Linked DNA regions of Homo sapiens: region 2 is linked to region 1. The links are chromatin contacts, found by Hi-C in ENCODE. All regions are on one chromosome and are shown on one strand. The core of a region is the stretch at or near the end of the contact, and the rest is flanking DNA. Distances in the headings are between cores, read along the strand shown. Region 1 holds the start of UBE2F (ubiquitin conjugating enzyme E2 F (putative)). Region 2 overlaps PER2 (period circadian regulator 2).

The links. A loop is a pair of places that touch in the nucleus more often than their neighbours do. Pooled maps may share reads with other maps.
Region 2: a loop to region 1 is called in a map of dorsolateral prefrontal cortex, with 4 times the contacts of the local background. The contact joins the enhancer-like site here to the promoter of UBE2F in region 1. A Hi-C loop is called at or near these places in 16 of 168 maps with a recorded cell type or tissue (CD4-positive, alpha-beta T cell, CD4-positive, alpha-beta memory T cell, CD8-positive, alpha-beta T cell and 10 more), 27 of 37 single-sample maps with no recorded cell type and 32 of 50 pooled maps.

What each region holds. Positions count from the first base shown.
Region 1 is chr2:237,963,449-237,969,235 of GRCh38, forward strand. UBE2F (ubiquitin conjugating enzyme E2 F (putative)) reads left to right here and starts at 3,566. Exons shown (of 10, transcript NM_080678.3): 1 at 3,566-3,684. UBE2F-SCLY (UBE2F-SCLY readthrough (NMD candidate)) reads left to right here and starts at 3,497. Exons shown (of 19, transcript NR_037904.1): 1 at 3,497-3,684. RefSeq lists cis regulatory regions at 700-1,103, 1,430-2,093 and a silencer at 3,610-3,789.
Region 2 is chr2:238,259,980-238,265,766 of GRCh38, forward strand. PER2 (period circadian regulator 2) reads right to left here. Exons shown (of 23, transcript NM_022817.3): 9 at 5,533-5,611; 10 at 2,973-3,079; 11 at 2,212-2,365; 12 at 1,750-1,858; 13 at 849-974; 14 at 1-74. Among named protein-coding and RNA genes, the nearest start is that of HES6, 23 kb to the left of the region's middle. RefSeq lists an enhancer at 3,804-4,304. Within about 2 kb of position 3,657, at least 23 of the 41 ENCODE cell types and tissues checked have a DNase peak (open chromatin) inside an H3K27ac peak, as active enhancers do; they include dorsolateral prefrontal cortex and thyroid gland, where a contact is called at or near this core.

The sequences.
Region 1 (5,787 bases), core at 2,316-4,815:
TTGCAATGGAGCAATCTTGGTTCACTGCAACCTCAGCCTCCCGGGTTCAAGTGATTCTCCTGCCTCAGCCTACTGAGTAGCTGAGATTACAGGCGCCTGCCACCACACCTGGCTAATTTTTGTATTTTAGTAGAGATGGGGTTTCACCATGTTGGTGAGGCTGGTCTCGAACTCCTGACCTCGTGATCCCAAAGTGCTGAGATTACAGGCATGAGCCACCGTGCCCAGCCTTCTTTGACATATTTTGAAATGGCCTTGCAAAGCTGTCTCTTGTGGGGAAAATCTACGTTCTGTAGATTTCCCTTTCCAGATCTTTTTCTGATCCAGGAGAGATTAACCAAGAGTCTGGCATCTTTTTAGGTCTGATAAGAAATACTTACCATCTATTTCTCTGAAGCCTGCTACCAGGAGGCTTCATCTACATAAGAACATTTGTCTATACAACACCTTATCTTATCCCAGACACTCCTTTCTATTCATTCCAGTTCGTTAGACAATAACTATTTCAACCAAATTGCCAATCAGAAAATCTTTGAATCTACCTATGATCCAGAAGCTCCTGCCTACCCTTCCCTGCTTCCAGTTATCCTGCCTTTCCAGACTGAACTAATGTACATGTATTGATTGGTGTCTGCCTGTAACTTCTGTCCCCCTGTTACCAAAAAGGGGTCCTGATCCAGACCCCAAGAGAGGGTTATTGGATCTCAAACAAGAAAGAATTCAAGAGGAATCCATTAGAGTAAAGTGAAGCAAGTATATTAGAGAAGTAAGGAAATAAAAGAATGGCTACTACGTAGGCAGAGCAGCCCCAAGGGCTGCTGGTTGGCCACTTTTATGGTCATTTCCTGATTATATGCTAAACAAGGGGTTGATTATTCGTGAGTTTTCCAGGAAAAGGCTGGGCAATTCCTGGAACTGAGGGGTCCTCCCATTTTTAGATCACATAGGATAACTTGCTGTCTTTGCCATGACATTTGTAAACTGTCATGGCACTGGTGAGAGTGTCTTTTAGCAACAGATACATTATAACTAGTGCGTAATGAACAGTGAGGATGAACAGAGAACACTTTCGTCGCTATCTTGGTTTTGGCCGGCTTCTTAATGGCATCCTTTTAACGGCAAGCTCTTTGTGACCTGTACCTGTGCCAACCTTCTATGTCATCCTGTGACTTAGAATGCCTAACCTCCTGGGAATGTAGCCCAGTAGGTCTTAGCCTCAAGATGGAGTTGCTCTGGTTCAAACGCCTCTGACACCCCTAAAATTTATAAAAATCGAGCTGTAATCCAACCACCTTGGCACATGTTCTCAGGACCTCTTGAGGCTGTGACTCAGGCCTTCGTCACTCATATTTGGCTCTGAATAAAATCTCTTCAAATATTTTACAGTTTGACCTTTTTTGCCAACAGACTACTTAACTTCTGTGTCAGTTTCCTCATCTATAAAATGGGGATAATACCTGTTTCATGGGGTTATTGTTTGGATTAATTGAGTTAATAAACTAGGAAGTCCTAAATAAGTCTTAGTGAAAGAATTAGGCAGCCTCATGAAATGGAGCTAGAAATGACTTCATTCATCCACAGCGGTGGAATTTGGGCCTACGTGGGCCAATGTGTGGTGCAATCCATTCTGCAGACAGTGACGCTTATGAGTAAGACAAGTGCTCACGCCATTCCGGCTGCACCTTCACACACTGCAATCTTCAAGCCCTTATCTCCTCTCACCAGGACTCATGCCGCCAGCGCATGCAATCTCTATCCAGCAGATGTGTTTTAATCACCTGCATGTTCCAGGATGGGAAAGGGGGTGGCAGGAGGTGACGCTGGAGGAAGAAGGAAGAGGAGGGCTGAGGAGCTGAGCTTAGTCAGGGAAACAGGCCATGACAATAAGGAAGAGGGAAGTGCAGGGCTCCAAGGAAGACACAGAGGGCACCTGCACTGCCCCACCCCACCCCCAGGCTTTGAGGCCTATCAGAAGTTGGTGTCTTAGCTTAGGAAAACTTGAGAGTTAGCCGGGCAAAAAAGGGAGAGACATGGTCCCAAACACAAGAAATAACACAAGTTGTGTTCTTTCTTTTTTCTTTTTTTTCTGGAAACAGTCTTGCTGTGTCACCCAGACTGGAGTGCAGTGTCAGCTCACTGCAACCTCCGCCTCCTGGGTTCAAGCAATTCTCCTGCCTCAGCGTTCCAAATAGCTGGGATTACAAGGGCGCACCACCACGCCCGGCTTTTTTGTATTTTTAGTAGAGATGGGGTTTTGCCATGTTGGCCAGGCTGGTCTTGAACTCCTGACCTCAGGTGATCTGTCTGCCTCGGCCTCCCAAAGTGCTGGGATTACAGGCCTGAGCCACTGCGCCCGGCTGAGTTGTGTTCTTGACCAGTTTTCCTGACTCCATTCCCACCGACTCACTTAGAGCCAAAGCCTTTATTATTATTATGGGGACAGGGTCTGCCCTGTCACCCAAGCTGGAGTGCAGTGGTGCGATCACGGCTCACTGCAGCCTCAACCTCCTGGGCTCAGGTGATCCTCCCATCCCAGCCTCCTGAGTAGCTGGGACTACAGGCGCGCGCCACCACGCGGCTAATTTTTTTTTTCTTTTTTTGTAGCGATGGGGTCTTGCCACCATCAGGAGGCTGGTCTTAAACTCTTGGGCTCATGGGATCCTCCCACTTTGGCCTCCCAAAGTGCTAGGATTACAGGCGTGAGCCACCGGGCCCGCCAGCCTCCTTTAGGAAGAAAACCTGATAGTCACTCCACTGTTAGAAACCTCTCAGTGGGGTTTTTCGAAATGAAAGTCTAACTCCTTGTCTCTTTCTGACCGTTTCCATGCTGAACCTCATCTTTCTAATGGCCCACTCCTCCAGGGGCCTGCCTGACGCCCAGGACGGCCCCTCGTCAATCACACAGGACGCTAATGGGCGCGGGATGAATCTGGGCGCCCAAAAGAGGACAAGTTGAAATGGATTTTTAAGGTACTTTAAACACATTTAAGAGAGAAAAGAAGGAATAAAAGGGACATGACAAGAACAGTGGGGCCTGTGGGCGCAGCACACGGTTTGGGGTTGGTCGTGGCTTGCGTGTCTGACCGCCCGGTCTCCCTCACCGCCTGCACTGCAGGCTGCGGGGGCCTGTCCAGTCCTTTGCACTCCAGGTGCGGCGCTGGACAGCGGGAGCTCCAGCCACGGAGGCCGCTCCTTCAGGGAAGGATAGCCCGGGCTCCTCCGTGCCCCTAAACCCTGCAGACCACGAAGTGAACCCGTGTTGGAACCAGGTGCAAAACCCCCAGCCCTCCGGCGCTCGGGCTCCAGAGCCAACTCGGAATCCCCGCCCCTAACGCTACTCGCCAATCAGCGGCGGTTGCGAAATCCGTGCCCGCCCCCTGGCCGCGCCCTCTGCCAATGAGCGAGGTCCGAGAGGCCCGTCGCCCAGCCCAGTCCCGATCGGCGCACGCCGCTGTTCGCGTGTCTGGTTCCAAATAAAGTTTTTCGCGACTTTGAATTTTTTTTTTAAAGCGCCCGCTGCTGTCTCGGCTGCCGCGGGCGAGAGCGGCCGAGTCCCCGCCCCGCCACTTCCGGTCCCGCCGCCGGGAGCCGGTGCGGCTGTGAGGGGCCGCGTCTCGCAGCAGCCGCCCGGACCGGGCATGGTGTTGGGCGCCGGGCCCGCCTCGCCTGTCTCGGGGAGCCCAGGTGAGGAGCGACCGTGCGGCTCTGCGGCGGGGCGAGGTGCGGCCGCCGGTGCACGGGCTGGCCTGCGGGCCGGGCGGAGGGCGCGGGCGGTGGCGGGGCCGCCTCGGGCCCGCCGGGTTCCTCACGCCGGGGGCCTGGCGGGCGCGGGCACCCGGACGCGAGGCCGAGCGGCGTGAATGGGAAGGGGCCGCGGGCCGCGGGCCGCGAGCCGGGGGTCGGAGGCGGCGTCGGCGGCCGGGGCGCTGGCCTCGCCCGGCAGTGAGTGACCGCGGCGGCGGCGGCGGGGGACGGCCCGCGCCGAGCACCTGGTGTGAACCAGGCCCTGGGCCGAGCGTGGCACAGACCTGGCCGCGCTCACGCCCCACTCGCGGGATCGGCTGCCTGCCTTGTACGGAGGAAGCGGGGCGTCCAGCGCCTGGCCAAGGTCACCGGCCCGACGTGGCCGCAGAAACCGGGACTGGACTCCCGATCGGGGCAGGAGTCGCGCTAGGCCGTGAGGAGCGGGGGAGGTGAGGGGAGTGACAACTCGCGCCCGGTCCTCGTACCTGCAGCGGGAAGAGTAAGTATGGACGCTTACCTACAACTGGGGGCGGCCAGGCTAGTTTGGAAAATTTTTACCACAGCAAAGGAGACGAGGAAGGAAGGGCATCTTGGAACAATTAGTGCAGCAGAGTCTTGGTTCCAGACCTAGTTCTGCTGGTGTGTCATCTTGGGTGTGGCCTTCCCCTCCCTGGGCTCAGTTTCCTCATCTGTCACAGGAGAGAATTGGGTCCCCCCACTCTGCATTCCCGACCGCCTGGAAGTGGGGGCAGGATGGGTTGGAATAGCCAGAGAAAGCTTCTTGGAGGAGGAGATGTTGGGATGTAGGTAGGAATCTTCCCCTTAAGGAAGGGGTAGGATTCGTTTGTGAAGGGAAGGAGGGCATTCTAGACCTGGGTATCAGACTGAATAGAAGCTTCTGGAAATGAACAGGGTGTTGTGAAGGAACAAAGAGGAAACTGGCCTGCCTGGTGCAGAGGAATCCTGGCTGAGGAGTGAGATGAAGGCAAGGGGGAGCATAGAGGTGGGAGAGAGAGAGAGATTGAGAGACAGAATCACACCAAGCTTAGTGCTGTGGGGCTTGAGGACCCCCCACCTGGACATACCTGCCTTTCAGGTAGTAGGCAGTGCAGGAAGGGGCAGGTTTACTGCTGAACGTAAAAGGGGCTGGGCTCCAAAGATGGTCGGTCAACCAGCGTACTCCTGTGCCGAGCAGGAGGTTCCTGGGCACTGGCATTCTGTAGAAGAGTGGGATGTGGACTTTGTTGTGCCCTGATCGGGGCCCCTTTGGCTGGGGAAGTTGAGTGTCCCCTAGTGACCCGCAGTCCCATCCTTTATGCTTGGATTGAGACGTCTCCATTCGGAAGGAATTGTAAATAAGTAGCCCCCTCACCTTGAGCTGACTGGCCCCTGGTGTCCCTGCACAAGTGACATGGCCTGGTTTTGCCATTGCTTGCAGGGATGCTGAGTAAATATCACTTGATGGCACTAGTAAGTTGCACACCAGATGCTCTTCTCCGGGCTGTCTGAAAGCAGGTCCCACCCAGAGGAGGAACCTAACTGGGCCAATTACAACTTGTGGAATTTAGAAACTGAGAATGCTGTTCAGAACAGCTGATCTGTTACCGAAATGCTGCCTTAGAGCGTAATTTGCAGGAAAGAGGAAGTTTTGTTTTAAACCAGATCTTCAAGAGTTGAAGCATATTGAAGAAGGAAAAGAATTCTGAAGCAACTGCAGGTATTCAGCTAGCCTCTTGACAGTTTGAAGACTTACTTTTTGATAGAATCCTTTGGTTTAAATTTAATTTTACAGCTATGGCAACATTCCCAAATTAGGCCTTGGGTTTATTCTTAAAGTGGCGTGTGAAAATGATACACACGATAGAAAAATAGATGGTCACTATATTAGATTTCTTAGAATGTTAGAGAAGTACATTTTTTATTACTTTCTATGGAAAACAAAGCACCAGTGTTACATTCTTTTATATCTTGCAAGTCACAGACTTGAAGATAGTAAACCAGCAATCTGACTCTTCAGTGGAATTGAATGTTGGAGCGTCTTCT
Region 2 (5,787 bases), core at 2,407-4,906, 300 kb after region 1:
TTTTTCTTTTGTTCTCCAGATTCATGAGAATAATGACTTCTATTTTTGGTCTTGTTACCATTTTTACAAATTTCCTTGAAGAAAAACAAAATGAACACATTATTCATTCTAGGAGACCTCCTTCAGTCTGTCCGGCAAAGTGAGAACAGAGGATGGCTGAAATAATTTCAGCAACACAGAAGGAAACTGTGGATGAGAAATCTGACAGGTGTAGAGCTAGATAAAACCTATTTGATGATCCTAAAGAATAATAAAAAATAAAGCAAAACGGCACATTACATTTTTTTTTTTTTTTAAGACAGAGTCTTGCTCTGTCACCCAGGCTGGAGTGCAGTGGCGCAATCTTGTCTCTCTGCAACCTCTGCCTCCCGGGTTCAAGCCATTCTCCTGCCTCAGCCTCCCGAGTAGCTGGGATTACAGGGGCGCGCCACCATGCAAGGCAATTTTTGTATTTTTAGTAGAGACGGGGTTTCACCACCTTGCCCAGGCTGTTCTTGAACTCCTGACCTTAGGTGATCCGCCTGCCTCGGCCTTCCAAAGTGCTGGGATTACAGGTGTGAATCACCGCACCCAGCCCACATTTTCTTCTTTCTATCCTAGTTAAATCTTCACTTTTGCTTGTTTTGTCTGTTTTAAATAATTTTCAACCAACACTTAGCTATGGTTTCTAGCTCTTTCAACTCTTAAGAGATTAAAAAGTCCCAAGTGGACAAAGTTTAGAAAGGAAGCAGCAACAGCTGCAATCAGGAAGCCCCTCCTAACTGCCAAAGGTTGTCTTGAGTGTGCTTTTTAACTCTGGAGGGACATCCACAAACTCATTTTCTCAGGGAGAATGGAAGGAGACGTACGGCTCTCCTCCGGCGTGAGTCCTCATGGCCGTTGCTGTCGCTGGAGGAGGTCTGGCTCATAAGGTGCTCGTGGGACCCGTTGCTGCCCAGACTCCCGTAGCCACTGGAGCCGCTGTGGGGGACGGGCTGGGGAGACAGCAGACAGCGCTACAGACACAGCCAGGGCTGCTGAGCTATGCATGTGGCCCCCTGCCAACACACCCTGTTTCGCAGAGAGGATGGCGACCCGCCTAAGGCTACATGGCAGAGACCAGGGGAGCTGAGGTTTGAACCCCAGGGTCAGCTCCAGAGGTAGACTCCTGGCCTCCAGCCGCGGTGCCCCGACCCAGACATGCAGTCACCGAGGAGACGGCACCAAAGGAATGTGTCCAACCCGCTCATCAACGCATGGCTGCAGCCAGCCACGCCTCTGTGGATGGGTTTAAAACAAACAAGATGCGATGACAGCTTCACTCCACAGTCTCCGGGAACTGACAGGCAGGCGCCTACTCAGGTGTGGGGTTGACTGCAGTGGGCCTGATTTTTTTTAGGGACCTTGAGTACAATGTCCCTCCCTTAAGTCCCACTGCTCTGGATTAGAATGAGCCCCCGCACCACTGAGAGGTCACTCTGGAACTATGCAGCCTGTGTCAGAGCACGGGGTCTGCACACGTCCTTCAGCTACTCACTCAGGGCTGCAGTTCAGACAAGGTCGAATGCAAGGCTGGAGAGAGCCAAGGGTACTATGGACTGTCTCGGACTAGCACAGTCTATGCCCAAACTGTCCCCTGGGGGATGTTCAGAGAATGACAGATGAAGCTGTCTGAGTGGGTGTGCCAGGACCAGGGTTCAGAGCCTATGTCCTCTGCAGGGGGCTCTCAGGCTGCTACCTGGGAGGAGGACATGCAGGCACCACACCCACCTGCAGCAGGAGCCGGTGGATCTGCTCTGTGAGCTCCTGAATGCTGGGGTGCAGGGCCTTCTCCTCTGTGCAGGGGTGGGCTGCAAACACGTCCTCATTCAAAGGGCCCCTGCGTGGTTTTAATTCATCTTGTTAGATGGGGCCCCACAGGAGGACCTCTCTGGCGTGACTGTATAGCCACTACATGCTGCCTGCCTGGGTGGGCCCTCTGCCTCTCCCCTGCAGCCCCCCAGGCTGCTGCCTGTCCACTCCCTACTCTGCTTGAATGAGGTCCCTCCCACTTGGGGGCAGAGGACAGGTCACCCCTGCCTAGCAGTCTGGGGCTCCAGATTGGTGGCAGGAAGCAAGGTTTCGGTCTTGGCCTCTCAGCCCCTCCCTATGCCATCTGTTGCTGGGAGGTGAGGACAGCCCGAGACCCCCGCCCAAGACCCCTGAGCCACCTCGGGCCCTTGGAGCACTCACACCCTGACTTTGTGCCTCCCAATGATGAAGGAGATTTTCCTGCTCCATGGGTTGATGAAGCTGGACCAGCTGGTGTCCAACGTGATGTACTCTCCGTTCCGGGCGCGAAACCGAATGGGAGAATAGTCGAAAGGCTGCCCGCCTGACTGCAGGACTAGGAGAGCAAAAGCCAGCATTCAGGGGAAAAGGGGAGCAAACAGGATTTATAGTAGAGAGAGACAAGTCAAGAGTCACTCAGGCCCAGGATCATTTGCAAACTGTAGGGGTATGAACACTTCTTCAAAGCCACTGCTTTCAACCTCCTGTTTTTGCTGTAGATTACCAGGAGGCTGTTTCCAGCAGGAGCTGTTTCATCCCATGTTTCACCTCTGCTAGTGTCACTTGCATCTATGAGGGCTGGGCTTGGTGAGGACATGCACTGTGCACTCCCCTGGCCTGGTGAGAACCTTCCTAGCCACAGATGAACTGGTCTCCCCTCCTCCCATGCGCCACTGAAGCCAACAGTAAACATAAGATGCTACGGACTCAGGCCACGGACTGAGAAACAACTGGCCACAAAGGAACTCACATGAGTTTACCCCTCTCTCTCGACTCCACTGGGCACTGCAGTGCCAGGAGGGAGGCGGCGAGGCGGGCGTCTACCACCTGCTTGTCCTTAGCTGATCTGACCTGTCAGAGCTAGACTGGTCCCAAGAAGCAGCCCCAAGGACACAGGAACTTCCGCCAAACACTTCAGGATGTACCATGAAAAGGGGACCTACTCTTTTTGTGGATGGCCAGCATCAAGGGCCTGTCACTAGGGTGGAGCTGCACGAGCACTGGGGTTTCAATCAGGTCCTGAGGTAGGTAGCCCAGGAGAGGGACCGCCCTGGAAGGCAAGCAGACACACGCTAGGATTGGCATCCAAACAGATGAGGAGATTGTCACTAAGAACCATCTTATTCCCTGGAAAGAGAAGATACACTCCAAACCCCACCCCCTCCCCCACCCCCGGAGATCAAAAGTTGGACTAACAGAACCAGCTAGACTTTTAATCAATAGCAAACGAAGGTTCACTGTCCAGGACGCTGAAGGAGGCTCCCTCTGCTGGGGCCTGAGTGCTTCAGCTCTGCGTTTCACCTCCCAAGAGATAAGTCATGATCATGCTTTTGTTTTCTTCCTTCCAGCATCTTTTTCTTTTTCAGTGTCATTCATTAGTTTGGCCACATGTGACCTGGCATGGATTTTTGCTTAACAAGTTTTGCCTGGGCCTCGGAAAACCCTTTGTATGTGCTTCTTTTCCAGCCTGGTCTCGTGTGACTTTGGCCTCAGCATCCAGTTGGTTTACTGTGGCTTCTTTGGAGTCTCGGTGGCTGGCTGGGCCTCTGCCCTTTGAGCTCATGCCTCCTCCCAGAGCTGTGGCTTTGCTCCATTGCAGGACGGAGCTGAACTTCAGCAGCACCTTCTGCTTCTGTTTGTGTCCAGCGCCCTCTGCCGGCTCCACCGACCATTTCTTCTCCCGATCTGCCTCTTAACACTTGTTGCATCCAAACCAATGTTTCCTCAAACTCTGCTGCTTGTGTAGAAGGATTTTCCCTGTGAATCTTTAGACCATGGTGCAGAACTTTCTCAAGGGCCTGGCGTTATTCTTTGATTTCCTCCTTCTTGTCTGAGGCTCTCTCTTCAGGCCTCATGTTTTCCTTTGGACAGGATATACAGAATGTTCCTGGCATCCGTCCCATCAAGGCCTTGCTGAAGGAGGAAGAAGAGGAAGGAAGAGGAGAGGAGTGGGGGAACAGGAAGGAAAAAGAGGGGGAGGAGGAAGAGGAGGGAGCAGAAAGGGGGTGGAGGGTGAAAAGAAGGAGGGGAGGAGGAGGGGGAGCCCTGGCTGTCCTTGGGCTTTGTGAGCCAGGCCACACACAAGGCTTCATCAAGGAGAGCTTGCAGGCTGTGGCCCATCATGCCAGGTGAACCTGTCTGCCAACCTCCCTGCACAGGGCTGAGCTGGACACCAAGTTGGCATGGGAGTGGGTTAGAGACAGTTCTCAGATCTCTGAAGGAAGAAAAGTCTCCAGAGGCTGCTTTACATATACGGCCCCAGGCCCTGCCCTCCAAGATCCTGGTTCCACAGGGCAGGGTGGTGTCCAGAAGCCTGCATCTGCAAACTGGCTCTGCCCCAGGCAGCCCCGCGGACACACCTGAGCCACCTGGAGCTGGAAGTGACGGATCCCTTTTTACCCATAGAGCCTCCCCAGGAAGCTGTGTGGCCCTGACTCCAAGGATGGGGGCCTGTGTCCCTGGGCCAAGAGTAGAGGAGGGAGAGGTCTTGATCCTCCAGCTTCTAGGTGACCTGGTTCATTTTAGGAACCCAGCACACTGGTGCTTCTTGGTCCACTTCCTGTGGTATCTTCTGAGGTCACTTTTCGGTGACTACTGCCAGTGGCCCACACATTTTTTTTCTTTCTATTTTTTTGAGACAGGGTCTTTTGCTGTGACCTAGGCTGGAGTGCAGTGGTGCAATCATAGCTCACCGTAGCCTTGAACTCCTAGGCTCAGTGATCCCCCTGCCTCAGCCTCTGAGTAGCTGGGACTACAGGTGCACACCACCACACCCAGCTAATTTTTATTTTATTTTGCAGAGACAGGGTCTTGCTACGTTTTGAACTCCTGGTTTCAAACAGGCTGGTTTCAGACTCCTGGCCTCAAGTGATGCTCCTATCTCAGCTTCTCAGAGTGCTAGGATTATAAGTGTGAGCCACTGCACCTAGCCGGCCCAAGTGTTTTTGGAGTCTTCATGCATTTGTGGAGGAGCTGGGAGAAGATGCATGGTGGGGGCAGAAGCCACTCAGAACATGGGTGCTCCCAAATCTCACTGGGACTGTTCGCACCTGCTACAGCACCCTGAGGGGGAGACCCAGAGAGAGGGACCCAAGTGGGGCTCTGAGGCATGGAGAAAATCCTGTCCCCTGGAGAAGCCTCTAGCACACAGGCTGGAAGATAGACTTCTGCTGGGATCCAGCCAATGGCATCTCCGGCTTCCACCCTGACACTGGTCCCAGGCAACAGCGCCTCTGTCTGGACCATTATCCACTCCGAATGGGTTTATATGGGAGAATTAAGACAGGCTCAATTAGATCAACAGCTCTCCAGAAAGCCTCAATTACACCATGTGCATATCTTAGGAAGTTTTCAGTGTAATTCCATAATTATTTCATTGCCTGTATATAATTACATGTTTTTGTCCATTATCATGTAATTATAAAACCAAGATGCAGTCTTGGCTTTGGCTAAATAGCTTTTATATCAAAAACATGAAAAAGGGGGTGGGTCAAGACCACGTACCTTTCATCCACATCCTGGAACAAACAATTTGGTGTATGGGTGGTTGTAAAAATTCTCTTTTCAGGAGGAATTCTAGGGGCTGAAAGAACAGAATATTGCACACATTTGTGATCCTAAGAAATGCATATTTGATGTTATATTAAAACTACCAGAAAACACCCTGTAGATTCAGAGTAATGAGCAGCTAAAGAAAAAAATTAAAACATGGACTCTGAACAACAGAGACTGCCACACTGAGAACCTTATGCTGGTTGT